Regions from separate parts of the Mus musculus genome. Here region 1 is linked to region 2. The links are chromatin loops, found by intact Hi-C in ENCODE. Cell type or tissue: left cerebral cortex. All regions are shown on one strand.

Region 1 (8,000 bases), 170 kb before region 2:
GCACACACACATACACATGTGCATCCTCACACACACATGCTCATATAAACATGCACACACATGCACATACACATACACATGTGCATGCTCACACATGCCCATACAAATGTGCACACATACATGCACACATATGCACACATGCATGCACACATATGCACACATATGCACACACATACACATGTGCATGCTCACATATGCACATGCATACACATATATACATACAAGCACATTAATATGCTCACACAAACATACACAGATATACATGCATGTGTCACACACACACACACACACACACACACACAATTAGAATTCACAATGGAGCCTCTGTGTTTAAGTGTGGCTCCTGTGCTGATGCTGATGAGAAGTGGACCTGTTGTTCTGGCCTGGATTTCTTTCTTTGCTTGGGAGCATTTACTGCCCTAATAGACCAGAGCTCCAGTCCTGACTTTAAGTCACCAGCATTGACCAGGAATGGAGGAAGGAGACACACCAGCATCCTAAGTGTGACTCTGAATGTCCGAGGTCCTTTCTCCCTGGGTTTTCTGCACCAGGCGCTTTCATCTAGGACCCTTCTCTCAGATGCTTCAATCCTTTCTCTCTCAAAGGTCCCTGCTGCTCCACCTATCTATTCTTGTTCTATTTTACAGATAATAGTTAGTAGCATCTTAACAATATATGTAATTATATACTCACACACACACAGAAAGACCTGTGCATAACAATGGGTTTTCCTGTGGCACTGAGAGACTGCAGCCCAGTGCTTTACTGAAGCTGGGAAGTACTCTAAGATACTCCCATAGTCTTCTTAATATTGTGTACATATGTGTGTTTGTGTGTCTGTCTGTCCATCTGTCTGTCTGTGTGTGTCTGAGGTGCCAGAAGAGGCTGTTGAAGTTCCGAGAGTTGTAGGCATATTTCTCCAGTCCCCTCTTTATTTATTTTTATTTTGAGACAGAGGCTTGCCAAGTTGCTAAGGGTTGTCTTGAACTCACACTGCAGCCTCGGCAGTCCTCCTACCTCAGCCTTCCAAGCTGCTTAGACTTCACCTGTGGCTGTTTTCCTGCCGTCACCTGTGGCTGTTTTCCTGCTACAAGGACAGAGACTGGCTCAGAGGGAAACACTAGCATCCTTTCCGAAGCTTGCACTGTGTCTTCTGTCAATTGGAAGTGGGGTGTCTCCTGCTAGTCAAAAGTTTCTGTCTTTTCCTGTCACCCTGAGCGTGACCCTTAAGGAAGCATCTGGTGTGTTTTGAAAGTTGTACCTTGGGCTTTCTAAGTTTCTGGGCTAATGTCCGCTTATCAGTGAGTGCATATCATGTGTGTGCTTTTGTGATTGGGTTACCTCACTCAGGATGATGCCCTCCAGATACATCCATTTGCATAAGAATTTCATAAATTCAGTCTTTTTAATAGCTGAGTAGTACTCCATTGTGTAAATGTACCACATTTTCTGTATCCATTCCTCTGTTTTGAGGGACATCTGGGTTCTTTCCAGCTTCTGGCTATTATAAATAAGGCTGCTATGAACATGAAACTCAAGAAGAAGGAAGACCAAAGTGTGGATACTTTGTTCCTTCTTAGAATGGGGAACAAAATACCCATGGAAGGAGTTACAGAGATGAAGTTCTGAGCTGAGATGGAAGGAAGGACCATCCAGAGACTGCCCCACCCTGGGATCCATCCCATAAACAGCCACTAAATCCAGACACTATTGCATATGCCAGCAAGGTTTTGCTGACAGGACCCTGATATAGCTATCTCTTGTGAGGCTATGCCAGTGCCTGACAAATACAGAAGTGGATGCTCACAGTCATCCATTGGATGGAACACAGGGCCCCCAATGGAGGAGCTAGAGAAAGTACCCAAGGAGCTAAAGGGGTCTGCAACCCTATAGGTGGAACAACAATATGAACTAACCAGTACCTCCAGAGCTCATGTCTCTAGCTGCATATGTAGCAGAGGATGGCCTAGTCAGCCATCAATGGGAGGAGAGGCCCTTGGTCTTTCGAAGATCATATGCCCCAGTACAGGTGAATGCCAGGGCCAGAAAGTGGGAGTGGGTGGGTTTGGGATCAGGGCAGTGGGAGAGTATAGGGGACTTTCGGGATAGCATTTGAAATGTGAATGAAGAAAATGTCTAATAAACAACAAAAGGAAGCATCTGATGTTGGTTTCCAAAAGCTCATTTCCAAGTGAGCAACTGAGGCTGAGAGCAAGAATCTTACCTACGGATAGTGAGAGGCCTCTGGCCCCACTCTGGAGCCAAGCGAGGGTGGATGTCAGAAATGCGTTCGTCTCTTTGCAAGGAGGGTGGGGCAAACAGACATTTGCTAGTCAAAGGAATTTTAATTTCAAGGAATAATATATGTATTAGATTTTTGATTTCATTTCGTTTGTTTTGGGTCTTTTGAGACGGTTTTATTAAACAGCACAGGCTAGCCTCCAACTCTTAAGCCCACACCTTCATCCTAACCCTAGCCCTAGCCCTACCTCTTCCTCAGCCTAAGTCCTGGTGTTACAGGCGCTTGCCACCACACCTGCTTTAATTAATTAATTAGCTAATTAATTAATTAACTAATTAAGTCTATTGTAAGTTTCTACACACACACACACACACACACATACACACACACACATACTTATTTATTCTTATTTTATGTGTGTGGTTTTGACTTGCATGTTTGTAATATGCACCATGTGCTGGCCTGGATCCAGCCGAGGCCAGAGGAGGGTATCCACTGGAGTTACAGATGCTGACGAGCTATCAAGGGAGTTTCTGCGAACTGTTACTGGCTTCTCTGTCAGAGCTGAAGTGCTCTTCCTTAACCTCAGTTGGACCATCTCTCCGGCCTCTTATTTTTCAGTTTTATTGGTGGACTTTGGAAGGAACATTCAGCTTCTTTCCCACCACAGCATTCATGTAAGATGAACACGGATGTGAGTCACCCACTGGTCTGCTGACTGGGGTATATGAGTGGCGTGCTAGCTTTCCAGTGGTGCTCAACCTTCTGACATTGTCATAAGACGTTTTCATCTATAAACGTGTTAGGTGGCATTTATAGCTATTCTGGGATGTGTGTGCCTGGCCAGTGAATTGCATGTCAGACCACAGCTTTGGTGATGAGCAGCAGTTGGCTTCAGCTTGCCTGCTTCTTCCCAGTGTAGAGCTGGGCCTTATAATGGAAACCAGAGCTCTTCTGCCAGAGCCCTGGTTCCTCTTGTGGCTCCCTAGCCCCACACCTGTGCTTGCTTTGTCCTGTGTAGCAAGGGCTGACCCAGTGCTCCGACCTGGCCGTGAGGCCATAGCATAGGTCTTGAAAGCACTGGTTGCTAGGTTAGGTAGCAGGTGAGTCTGCTATCAAGCTTGCTCCCCTGGGACCAGGCTGGGTTACAAGGGACAGAGAGACAGAGATACAGAGAGTGTGCTCGAGCAAGCATGTGCATGTATGAGCATGTGTGTGTCTGTGTGTGCCTGTGCATGTGCTTGTGTGTGTGAATGTGTGTATGTGTTCATGTGTCTGTGTGTCTTCTGTGTGTGTATATGTCTCTGTGTATGCATGTGTATGTGCATGTGTCTCTGTGTGTGCATGTGTCTCTGTGTATGTTCATGTGTCTCTGTGTGTGTGCATGTGTGTATGTGTTTATGTGTACCCTTTTTTTTTTCAGCCACCAGCTATGGAGACTTTGTTAGCGGCCACATACCCCCTCACTGTATTTGATTTCTTTCTGGAATCAGCATCGGTCAGCAGTGGCGCCTCTAGCACCGGCTAGTTAGTACTCAGTGTTGTGAAAGGAGCATATACCATGCAGGCATCCTACACCCAGGGCACTCAGGATCTGGATATCCTTGTGGCTCTATCATCTTAACCAGACAGGTAGCTACTGGCCACCAGCTTTCCTTCTAAGACAGTGCCTGAGGGACCAACTCAATTTTCTCCTCATGTGAAGATTGTGGATTCTGTGGTTTGAGAGATCTTCATGGCATGCAGACCTTCTTAACTGCCCATCTTTGAGATAGGAAGGAAGAAGGCCTCCGAGCACGGCCTTGGACCTCCCGGACTCAATGCTCTTAAGCTACATCTCGGTTCATAAGGAGCCACCACAAGGCCCAATATTGCCACAGATAATTTGGTTTCTGAAAGTCAAAAAATGAACCAGATGGCTTTCAAAGAAAACAGGACACATATCAGATTCCAATTATATTAAAATGATGACCCAATTTAGGAAAACACAAAGTGTCATAAAAAATGTTTAAATAAACAAAATCTGCATATTTATGAAACGATAATATTCGCTGGGCTCCTCACTCCGGGTAACGAGTTTCTAAACTAGACCGATGGCATTCCAAGCTTCCTGTGGAATCCGGGCTTGGAGAAGCCTGCCGTACTGTTTGGAATTGCAGACTATCTCAAGAAAGAAAGAAAGATTTCTTTTTCCATTCTCGTATGTGTGTCTCGAGCCAATTTAGGAACATGAAAGGTCAGCTCTTTATGAATTCCATATAGATCCACTTCTAATGCGCCCGGATGGGAGCCACCCGCCCTGCCTCGTTGGCTGAACATCCTGACACCTCTCTTCCGAGGCAGTCGCTGTCACCCCCCCCCCCCAACCTCCACCGCCACTGCAGACCCAGCGCTGGGCTGGGTTGGCAGGGAGAGTCTCAGATTTATCTATTTATTTTTCCAGATAAATTAAAAACTCAGGGGGCACTTAAAATAAATTAGCAACTGCTCCTGACAGTGTCTTGCTTGTGGAGTGTCACATTTGCCGTTTTTGGCAAGGACTAACTCGCCTGCCTTCTTTCCCACCGAGCACAAACTGCTAACGGAACACTGTGCTCCTGTGAGCGGGGCGTGTTGCTGGAGATGCTACTCATACAGGGGCACTGTGAGCCAGGAGGTGTGACCCCAGAGCTCTCAGGGTCGTACCTTCTCGGGGACAGCCAGGTGGCACTTCAGGAGCCTGGGGGAAGGGTCAGTTTTGTTCTCAGTTGTTCTCATTTCAGGGATTCTGAAATGGTTTCTGAAAGGAGCTTCCTGTCACCCAGCCCAGAGAGTGTGGCTGTCATTTCATAAATGCTGTAGTTCTAGAGAGTTCTCTTCAGAGAGGATGTTGGATATAACACCTGCTTCTCTGCAATGTACATGTTTATTTAACGAGTGAATATATACTGAGTCTCTTAGGTTCCCAGCATGTAAGACACAGCCCAGCTGTCAACAAAGATGCACAGGCCTGGTTTTCCCGGACGGTGTTTCTGAGATGCACACCCACCTGCAGTGTGCTGGCATGTCACCTGTCCCTGCAGGGCATCCAGGGACATGGGACCAGCATCCCAGAACCCAAATGGCAGGTGAAATAGTGCCTGTATAGAGTTGGTTCTCCATAGATTGACAAAGGAGGGACACCCAGTATGCTAGTCTGTAGGTCACACATACTAGCTCCAGCACCTGTCTGCTGCATTAGAGGGCTGCCTTGTTCCTGGGAGCTATGAGGCAGCCTCGCTCTGTTCTCACTTAAAGAGCTGCCTCAGACAAAGGTGAATGCTCCTTCCTTCCTTCCTTCCTTCCTTCCTTCCTTCCTTCCTTCCTTCCTTCCCCGTTCTGTCCCTCTATCCTCCCTTATTTCCTTCCTCCCTCCCTCCTTTCCCCCTCCTTCCTTTCTTTTTTCCTTCCTTCTTTCTCCCCTTCCTTCCTTCCTTCCTTCCTTCCTTCCTTCCTTCCTTCCTTCCTTCCTTCCTTCCTTCTTCCCTCTCTCCCTCCCTTCCCGTCTGTCTTTTTGTCTCCTCAGTAAGGAACAGAGCCCTTAGTTAAACTGAATCTGGATAACATTACTCTTTCTCCCAGTAACCTTTCCCACATTTACTGTATTCGAGCAGAGACTCCGACAGACAGACAGAAGTGTAAGAATCGGCAGCTTTCCCCTGCTGTGCTGGGTGGCAGAACATTCTGTCCCGGGAGAGTAGCTTTCACTAAAAGGGACTTAAAGAAATTAATATATTTACTGTCAGAAAAGTCCTACATCATTGGGACTACACCAAGTCCCACCTGACTGCATGTAAATAATTAAAACTCAGGGCTTCTGAGTTTTGGGCAATTTTTGAACATCTAATTTTATCACCACACGGCTCCCCCTAGAAGACTGTTTTTAAAAATGCTTATTCCTCGAGCGAAGCTTTTTCTTTTTTTCTATCTTTTACTTTTTAAATTCTTTTTTTTTTTTTTTTTTTTTTTTTTTTTTTTTTTTTTTTTGAGTCATGGCAGGGTTAGCGGGAGGCAGAATTGTCTCCTTGCCAGAGTTTAAGTGCAGCGTTTTTTCATTAGAATTTAACAAATGTTCATCTTGAAATAGACGGACAACGGGTCAAACCGCCCCGGCTTCTCCCCGTTAACCCGAATGCATTAGAGCAGTGACTTCTCATTTTCAGATCAATGTTGTCTCTTATTCTTGGACTTAATTTACTATAAGATTAATACGGCCGTCTCTCCATTTATTTCTGTCTCTTTCTCTCTCTGGCTTTAATAAAATTAGAATTAATTTAATATAATACAATCTCCAGATTTTGTGTGTGTGTGAGTGTGTGTGTGTGTGTGTGTGTGTGTGTGTGTGTGTGTGACATAGAAATGCCAAATTCAACAATGTGCTTTGATTTTTTTTTTTTGCCAATGGTAAACTATTGTGCAAAAAAAAATTATATAAATACAAGAGAACATCTGGTCTTTTGAACTGTAGTCACTGCTGAATTTAAACATCGCACCCGTTTGACAAAATTAAAGGATTTTATTCTTTGTTTTTCCTGGGCTTTAAATAGTGAGCTACAAATAGAAAGTGGAGTTATCATTTCTAGCTCACTTGGAATGTTATGCGGGGAAGGCATTCTGCGTTCCCTACGATTTCAGAAGCCAGCCAGGGGTTTAGGAAATGTGGATGTACAGCGAGACTTTTAAGACAATGACCCAAATTAAATTAAACGCATTGCTCCCAGTTTTCAAAAACAAAATAAAGCAAAACAAAAAACCCCCACAACAATTTCTGAATGACACTATGCATGGTGGTGGGGGGCAATTTTGATATCTTTTAGAGTAAAGTAATTAGAATTATTACTGCCACTTTTATAACAAACTCTCGTGACTCTTCCCGTCTGTCCGGGCTCTCTTTCATGATGGAGACATCATACAATCCGTAATTGTTCTATGAAGGAAAAGAGAGTTAATCTTTTTGCATTTGAAGTAAGCCTTTATCACGAGCCCAACAAAGCCAGACAGATCAAAAAAGAGCCCGAGAGAGCATTTAAGGAAATTAGTGCAAATGTCAGTAAAAGGTAAAAATTAATGCACGTATTATTGAAATATGGTTGAAACCTGCCTTCTTTTCATTTCTTTGATATTTCGAAGGCATAAAACACTCAATTAACTTTCCATTGTGTTTGGGGGAGGAAAAGGGGAGGATGGTCGGGGAAGCGCTTGGGTGTGGGTGGTGTGTGTGTGGGGGGGGTGAGGGCTGGTTAGCAAGCTGGAGACATGTGGTCCATGCCACCCAGAGACACAGGCCCTCAAGGACCCCTGATTTGGGGTTGCTGGTAGACTTTGGGTTTTCCTGCCTCTTTATTTGGGAGCATTATACCTTAGCATGCGCAGAACAGAGACATTTTTGAGAAGCACAGACAGTGGACTGCTAGGGCCTGTCCTGAGGCTTGGGAGACAACTCACTCTCTGGGCCCCCAGGCTCATGCTGACCTTTCCTAATGAACTTTTGCTAGGTGGGCGAAGGGCGATTTAAGGCAAGAAGCAATTTGAGGCAGGACACACAGATGATGGTTAATATATGTGAGTAACCCACTTACCAAATGCTGAGTGACCTCTAAGGAGTAGCTTAACCTCTCTGGGCTAATATTTGTCCCTTAGTGTGTTCTAGGGATATGGCTACCAGCTTGTTAAATGGCTAAGAAACAGGGAAATGTTTCATCCCGAAGGCTTGTAGCAGACACTCAACAAATATTAAATT
Region 2 (8,000 bases):
CAGGGATTGCCTTTCTCTCTTCCAGAATGGGAGGGGGCATTGGGAAGGCTCCACAGAACTGGAAATCAAGCCCTTGCCAGGCACTGAGCTTACTAGCACCTTGGGCTAGCACCCAGTCCCTAGCACCCAGTCCCTAGTACCATGGACAGGAATTTACAAATTACTCTTCTACACATTGTCATTTGGGCCAAGCAAAGGCACTTGTTATCAGGCTTGACGACTGAATTTGACTCCTGGGATCTAAGTGGTAAAAGGAGGAAACAGACTCTTACATGTTGTCCCCTGGCTTCCACACACATGCGCTATAGCACACAGGTTCCCACATACATTCATATACATACACAAGAATTTTTTTAAGATTATCGTTCAAAGTATTTTCGTTATAATAACACGACTAGACTAAAATATCCGTGTCAGTTGGCTATTGCCATAACAACACTACCTTACAAGCAAGCATTAGGTCCTCCTTCTTGTGGCTTGGTGACAAGGCTTCACTGCACTCAGACTCACTCACCTGCTCTGGCTTGTTCTGAACCGGGATCCACCGGTGACAGTCTCCTCTTACCACAGATCTGAGCTGGCTAGAACAGCTCCAGTCCTCTTCTCGGGCTAAATGTACCTTTGCTTGTACTATACTGGGTCCCTCGCCCCAAAGTCCAATGGCCAAGTCTAAGCCCATTCCACCCTTGAAAGGGCGACAGGGACATCTGCGGACAAGAATGACAACCAGCAGAGCTATCTGTCACAGCAACATGTGGTAGTGGTGGTGGGACCATGGCAGTCTTTGCTGTGAAGAGATGCCCTGTGGTGGCCCAAAGAGACACCGCAGCACATCTCTTCCAGAGCTAAGAGGGCTGTAGCTGCTCGCCAAGGTCCAGGAACGGAAAAGCAAAACCCTTCAGCCGCTAGCCTGATGTCTTAGGTGGGGAATAGGCGGGTTCAGGGTCCGCTCTCACACATGCCTTGCTAACATCTCAGGAAGGTCACAAAGAGCCAGCAAGAGCAGTCTGCATGTTAGGCCTGCAAAGACCGCCCCCACCCCCATCCCCACCCCCGCTCTACCTCTTTCGGTGAGAACCTGGACTGAGCTTCGAGCCCCAGGACAGAGCGGTCTGACCTCAGTGTTCATCCTTTTCTGATTGTCTAGTTGCCCACACTTGCTGAGCTAGAGTCTCGGAGCATGAGGTATGGTACACCCATCATCTCTCAACCCAGCGAGATGTGGGAGTTACAGGTCGGGAGAGGTCCCGCTTTTCCACGGCACTCCGTCATCTTCTAGGGACCTGAGGTTTACTCTTGGGCCCGGGGCATACTATCTTGTCCGTGAAGGGGCTCTCGCCTGTTACATTCTCCTTAGCCTTTCTTCAGTCTCTCAGCCTGACTGCTGATTTCTCACTTTACGTGGAGCAGGAGAGAAGAGTTCCGAATGAAGCCAGAATTTCTGCAAGGCAAGGCAGAAATTTAACAGGCCTCTGAAGGACTCCGCGAGCCACCCCAGGGCTGGGCTGAGCTCCATGAACTGCAGAGAGCAGAGTTTCTTAGATTACAGTGCTGACCCGGGTTGGCTCCGCAATCATCTTTGGCTCACATCTGCCTAATGGCCCATGTTTGATCACGGACCACGTCAGATTTTCATAGCCCAGAAGGATTCCATTAGCCACTAGGAAACGAAGGGTTTATAATAGGGGGCGTGGGGGGGGGGCTTGATGTCTCCTAGCACAGCCTCAGGCATCTGCCACCCCTCCTGCAGGCAGGTCCTTCTGTCAGCATCTCTGTGCCTCATTTTACAGGTCATCAGTGGGATGATCTCAGCTCTCCCGGCTCTCATGGCAAGTGCTTGATCTGCTGGCCCACTGTCAGCCTACATTCTGCTTTTTATCCATATAAAACTCCCATATTGGAAAGTGTGTGACTCATCTCTGGCACGTGTCCTTGATATATAAAGAGCGTCTGCAGATCATTAATATAAGAACAAGCAGCAACCCAAGGTAGAAATACAGAAAGAACACTGTGCAGTTCCACCTTAGCATTTGCCATCTCATTCCAACACAGCTCACAAGACGTCTCTCTTTGAGACTTTCTTTTTTTCTTTTTTCTTTCTTTTTTTTTTTTTGTGGTTTTTTCGAGACAGGGTTTCTCTGTGTAGCCCTGGCTGTCCTGAAACTCACTCTGTAGACCAGACTGGCGGTGCCTGATCAGAAATGATCCACTTAGATGTGCGCTTCAGACACAATGCAAAATATTTTTCAGTACCATGATATTTGGAGGCTGAAAAGACAGAAGCAGCCACTGGCATAGCGGCACCCTCTTGTAATTCAGGCATGCAGGGCAATGTAGGCAGGGACCTGGGAAGTTTGAGGCTACCACAAAGGATGGAGATGGTGCTCAGCCTCAAACAAACAATTGGAAGAAGGGGGGGAGGCTAAGGGGAGATACTTTTTTATTTCATGATTTATTCTTATTTATTAATTCTCTGTGTTTAAAGTGAAAGCAGAAAGGTACTGAATGGTTCGCTCCGAATGTTAGCATCTGCCAATGGGAGGATCTGCTGGTTTGGGTGTAAGAGAGCTCCGGCTGTGTTATGGTCTATACAGAGACAAACACCGAAAGTACTATGCAGGCATTCATATTCTATTCTAAACACAGAAAAACCAGAAAACATAGAAGAAAGTACATTGTGCTCTGACGGGTGAGACTGTAATTAATTTTATTTTGATTTTGTATGAACATTTTTGCTTGCTTGGTTATTTTATTTCATTTTATTTTATTTAGACAGGGTTTCTCTATGCAGCCATAGCTGTCCTGGAACTCATTCTGTAGACCATTGCTGGACTTGAACTTAGAGACCCAGCTGCCTCTGCCTCCTGAGTGTGGGGGTTAAAGGCGTGCGCCACCCCTGACTGCACACATTATTTTTTTAAATCTTCATTGTAACTCTATATGTGTATACACATATTCTCTGCATACATTACTTAAACTCTTTGTTTAGATGTCTTTTTTTAGCTTTCTTACTTTTATTCCTTAAAAAAAAAAACCCAAGGATATAATGAGGCATAATTATGTAAATACCGCATATTTATCTGTGCAGTGCTTTTAGATGCATGGTGGTCTCCGTGTATGCCTGACTCTCTCCAGGAAGCCAGGCCTCCAAGTTAGAGTTCCCATTTTACAGATGAGACAATGAGGCCCTGGACAGTTCAGTGAGATGAAAAGCAGAGTAGGAAGAACCTGTCAACTACTGTGCATCGTGGGTTAGCTTAGGAATACACGTGCTTGGTATATAAAGTGTAGCAAGGGCCCTGAACCCATGGGGATGCCAAACCTGGCATTCAGAGAGTGCACCAAGAATTGGGTCCTTTAGGAATTCCCGCCAACGCTTAGAGGAGGTGTGGGGGTGGTGGCGGTGGGGAGGAGTGTCTCTAGTGTGACTTTTTCACTGTGCAGTAAAGTCTCTCTCAATTTAACTTCTTCCTCTCCCATTTCATGTGAGTGTCTCTGTGTGTATCTGTTTCTGTGAAGAGCATGAGCCGGAGGGTGCCTATGTGTGCTTATATGTGTGTCTAATAAGCCCAGAGATCGAGTCCGGTGTCTTCTACCACACGCTCTCTCAATGGCCCGGGGCTCATCCAGCAGACTAGGCTGCCTGACCATTGATCTTGGGGTCTTGCACATCGCTGCCCCCGCCCCGTGATGGTATTACAAAGTGTGTCATCAGACCTGGCTTTTTATGTGGGTTCCAGAGCTCAAGTCCCCATTCTTGCTCAGCAAGCATTTTACCCAGGGAGTCATGTCCCCAGCCCAGCTGAGCTTCTCTATATAAACTCTGAACTCAGGCCCGAAAGCACACTCTCTTCCTCATTCACTATCGTCACTTTTTTTTTTTTTAATTTTTAAAATCATCACCCTTTTGTAAACTGAAACATGGAAACCAAAAACCAAAACGACAGCAACGCTTGAGCCTCTGAAGCCTGGCGGTGGTTTGACGGGGCTGTTCGGGAACCTCTGCTTGTGTGTTCCTGTGCCCCCTCTCCCAAAATGTGCCGCAATCAGAAGGCTCAAAGCTCCTCGCTGACTCCCCTACAGCTCTCAGAGTTAAAGCCCTTGCAACGACCTCTGAACTCCAGCCAGATCCGCGGTGTCTGCACCACTTGCCTCTGATAGTTCTGCTCCAAACAGGGTCTCTCTGGCTCAGCCCTAATACCTCTTTGGTCCTAGGCCTTCAGATAGGTTCTGCAAGGTGCAGTTTCCATGGCTTTCCCCCGGAGGCGCATGCGCACCGCACCTTCCGTTGCATCTTACTAAACCATCCCCTTTCAATACGAGCTTCCTCAAATTCCAGCTGCGTAGTACCAAAGTGCCAGGTTGGGTCTGAGCGGGGATACCCCACAGGGACAGGCATTCTATAGCTGTGCTTACCGCCGGGGCACCAGACTGAGGAGGACGTCAGTCCTTAATGCAAAACTGCCTTTAATTGTTCCTTGCAGATCTGAGCAGAAGGAAGCACGGGTTCTCATCTTTTAGCCTCGGTGACCTCTGACCTCTTATCAGAAGGACGCAGGCCAGGCCACTAGCAAGTTAGGAAGCGCTGTCCCGTGTTATCGCTGAAAGCTACGCATTTTCTTGCGAGACAAACATTATTTGAGGCCACGCAAGTACACACTGCACCTCTGGAGTTAGGCTGTTTTTCAAGGCTGGGGACAGGTCGCTGTTATTTTTGTTGTGTGTTTTTTTTTTTTTTTTTCATGGCTCTTTTTAGTCTTCCACCTGTTTACTGGGTTTGCTGGGCTCAGCCTCCAGAAAACAAGACAGAAAGCACCTCTCTGTGTTGCGTAGATTTAATACGCTCCGGGGGAACCCAGCACTGGTGGGTTAAGGAACAGGAATGTGCTCCCAGTTTAGGAAAGACAGTTCTTCAGCTTGAGTTTGTTTGGATGAAAACAAGACGGGCCCACATTTCTGTGTAAATCTGAAACCAGACAAGTTTCACACAGTTGCACATTTCAAAAAAGAAAAAAAAAAGAAAGAAAAAAAAACCGTTCTGCTCCCGTTTGGTGAGTATTCCGTGTATCGGGGGGAGGGGACCCCCTTAGACTTTCCAATGACAAAACGATTCCTCTTCTCCTCTCCAAAACCCTTTTTTGAGCCGTGTTCTCGGGTGTAGACTGGTTCTCTGGTGTGTATGGGAGTCTGGGATGCTGGAAGATGCTTCTATGAGATGTCAGCTCCGGGGCATGCTGTGGAACTTGCCAGAACAATCCCATTGCCCATAAATACAAAATCCTCTTTCTCACCCAGAGTGCCAGGTGCACCTTCGTCCAGAAAAACCTCAGCCTGGCCTAGGAGAATATTGTGTTCTGAGATTTTTCTGCAAATACACACACACACACACACACACACACACACACACACACACACACTTTCTCTTTCTGTCATTTTCTGTGTTAACCACATTCTTAAAACCTGGAGGCACGCCAATTTTTTTTTCTTGAAAACGGAAAAAAAATTCAAAAGTTTTTTTTTTTTTTGTAATTGAAATTCATGACAAATTACAGACAGTTTTTTTCTTCTTCCTGTCTCTTTTAGAACAACGTGTCCTTAGAAAAGAGCTTTCTTATTGAAATGGAACTTTGTGGAACCCGAGGAATGTGGCTGGGATGGATGGAGCTACCTGTCACTGCTGTGAGCCATGGCTGCCCACGCCCACAGGACCAGTGTTGTGCCTCTCAGAGCAAGACACTGTTGGAGGTCCAGTGGACAGGACCCCCCCACCCCCAATGAAAAGCAGAAACCGTTTGTTTCAGACCTGGGTGTTGGCCAGGTCAGGCTGGTGGGTGTGCCCAAGTGCACCTTGATTTCTGTCCAGGTAGTGCCTCTTCTAATATAGATGCAAGACAAAGGTCAAATAGCCACCCTGCGGTCCGGTACAACTCATAGTGTAATGATTGAGGGTGAGGTTTATCTTATTTAATTTTAATTTATTTTTGTTCAACTGTTTGGATTAAGATTGTCGCTGTAATTGCATTTACTAAAACCCTAGATAATCGTATGCCTCACAAATAGATTTTTTTTTCCCCTTCGAGGTCATACCAAGGCCATAACTTTGACCTTTTCATAAGAACCTGGTGTCTTCCAGCTCCTGGTGAATTCACTGCCACACGGTACAAATTTTAAAAGGTGCCTGCAGCATGTCTCTTTGTCTCCTGGTGTTTTGTGTGGATGTTCACGGAGTTTTTCCTTCTAACCAACAACCACAAATCTTCCTTAGAATGCCATGTCTCTAGTTGCTCTCAGTTTCCTTTAAATCTATAAGCAAATAGCAATAAATCTGGGAGGGAACTATACATATTTTTACAGTCCCCCCATTTCTTTCCTCTAAATTTCTTGAAGAATTTAACAAAGATGCCACCATGCCGCTGGTCGCAATGGGACAAGTTAGAGGGGTCAGGGAGGGTGCTATCCCATGCTGCCAAACACGGGAGCACCCAGATTCCAGTATCAGAGAGAAAGAATGTAATATAATGTTTTAAGAGAAACCAGAACAAATGCGAAGACGTCCACAATGAACCAAAGATTTAAATTGTAAATAAAGATGGGATCAGGTCTTGTCCACTGGCTTTCGGAAGAATGAACTGGGCACCAGTCTTTCTGGTATGTCGAGAATGGTTTAGGGAAATGCCTTGCAGGTAATCTATTAGGCAAGGCTTATTATTTTAAGGGCTAAGGTCACAGGCACAGGAGAAGGTTCCAACGGCCAGTCCTCCCCCCTCCCCCGGAGGTGACTGAATCAGAAGTCTGCCCATTCTTCTCTGAACTCAGTTCTCAGTCCTGAACAAACACTTTTTGTTTCTGCAAACCTCACAGGGGGAGCTAGGGAGTAGCTCCCGGCTCAAAGGCCTTCTTACAAAAGGACTTTTTTTTTTTTTTTTTTTTTTTTTTAAATTGCTGGATTTGGATAGTAACTTTTAAGTGGGGTCAGTGGTCTTTGCAGGAACCGGTGGATGGCTGCTAAGATCACTGCTAAGGATTTGGGGTCCTTCAGTATGCAGACCAAAGTCAGGGAGTTCAGAGATGTTGTTCCAATGCAGTCACATTAGACTGGGTGGAAATGGGCAGACTGCATGACCATAATCACTCAGGCCTGCCTATTCACCATGCTTGCACATGTGTGTGCTTGTGTGGGAGATATGCCCAAGAGCTCGCTCACTGAGAACATACACGATGCCAGTGAGCTGCACACAACCGCCCCCCCCCCCCATTATTTGTAAACGTAATGTGTACCTTTCTATATCCCCGAAATTTTGAGGAATAATTTAGTTGAAGAGAAAGTGTTGGATCTGTGTTGTGGTGGCTCTCTTCTCAGGGACCCAGACACATTAAAACACCAGGGGTGGAGGGACAGGAATGAGCCACCTCACTGATGCCATAGGGAGGACCCTTCCCCACTCACAGACAATTCTGTTCAAACTGTGCAAATCTTTTCATTTCCCCAAAGTGAACGGTCTTGAAGTTTCCATCTTCTAAAATACAACCCTCACAGCCTAAATGAACCTTTGCAACTGTGTGGTTAGAACCACTGCGGAGAGAAAGTTTGAATTTTTAAAACGTTCCAGGAAGAGGTTTGAAGCCCACACCCCCTTTCCAAAGAAAACCCAATTATTTTCCTGATTTGCCAGAGTTACGTGTTGCCATGTGGGCAAACCAATAGATGCCAGGCAATCCCCTTAAACACACACACACACACACACACACACACACACACACACACACACACACACACACACACACAGCTAGGGAGGCTGGAGAAACCCGGCTGAGGCAGAGGATCATGCTTCTGCGGTGCCAGGAGATACTTTTAGGACTAGGGCAGAAATCAGGAATGACCTGGCGATTAGCCTTTGACGATGTGAAGTTTAAGCAGATTTACCTGGTCCCGAACCCCCTTCGCCCTTCCAAACGCTGTTTATCCCCGGTCGAGTCTAAGTTTTGCGGCATCAATTGGG

The links. A loop is a pair of places that touch in the nucleus more often than their neighbours do. Peaks named below come from ENCODE experiments on the same cell type or tissue, not always from the same donor. Only the 100,000 strongest peaks of a DNase experiment are listed, where the experiment ranks them.
Region 1: it touches region 2 in a loop (3-fold over the local background); 5 of 42 quality-filtered maps call a loop at or near these places.

What each region holds. Positions count from the first base shown.
Region 1 is chr12:106,297,984-106,305,983 of GRCm38, forward strand. No RefSeq gene overlaps it. Among named protein-coding and RNA genes, the nearest start is that of Gm24986, 81 kb to the left of the region's middle. In left cerebral cortex, no CTCF peak of the experiment used is centred here; DNase peaks (open chromatin) are centred at 4,462, 4,851, 5,045, 5,967 and 1 more place; H3K27ac peaks cover 603 bases.
Region 2 is chr12:106,470,413-106,478,412 of GRCm38, forward strand. Gm51969 (a long non-coding RNA gene) reads left to right here. Exons shown (of 2, transcript XR_003950178.1): 2 at 5,584-6,338. Among named protein-coding and RNA genes, the nearest start is that of Gm32876, 4.8 kb to the right of the region's middle. In left cerebral cortex, CTCF peaks have their summits at 4,259 and 6,864; DNase peaks (open chromatin) are centred at 1,908, 3,479 and 4,311; H3K4me3 peaks cover 27 bases; H3K27ac peaks cover 1,596 bases.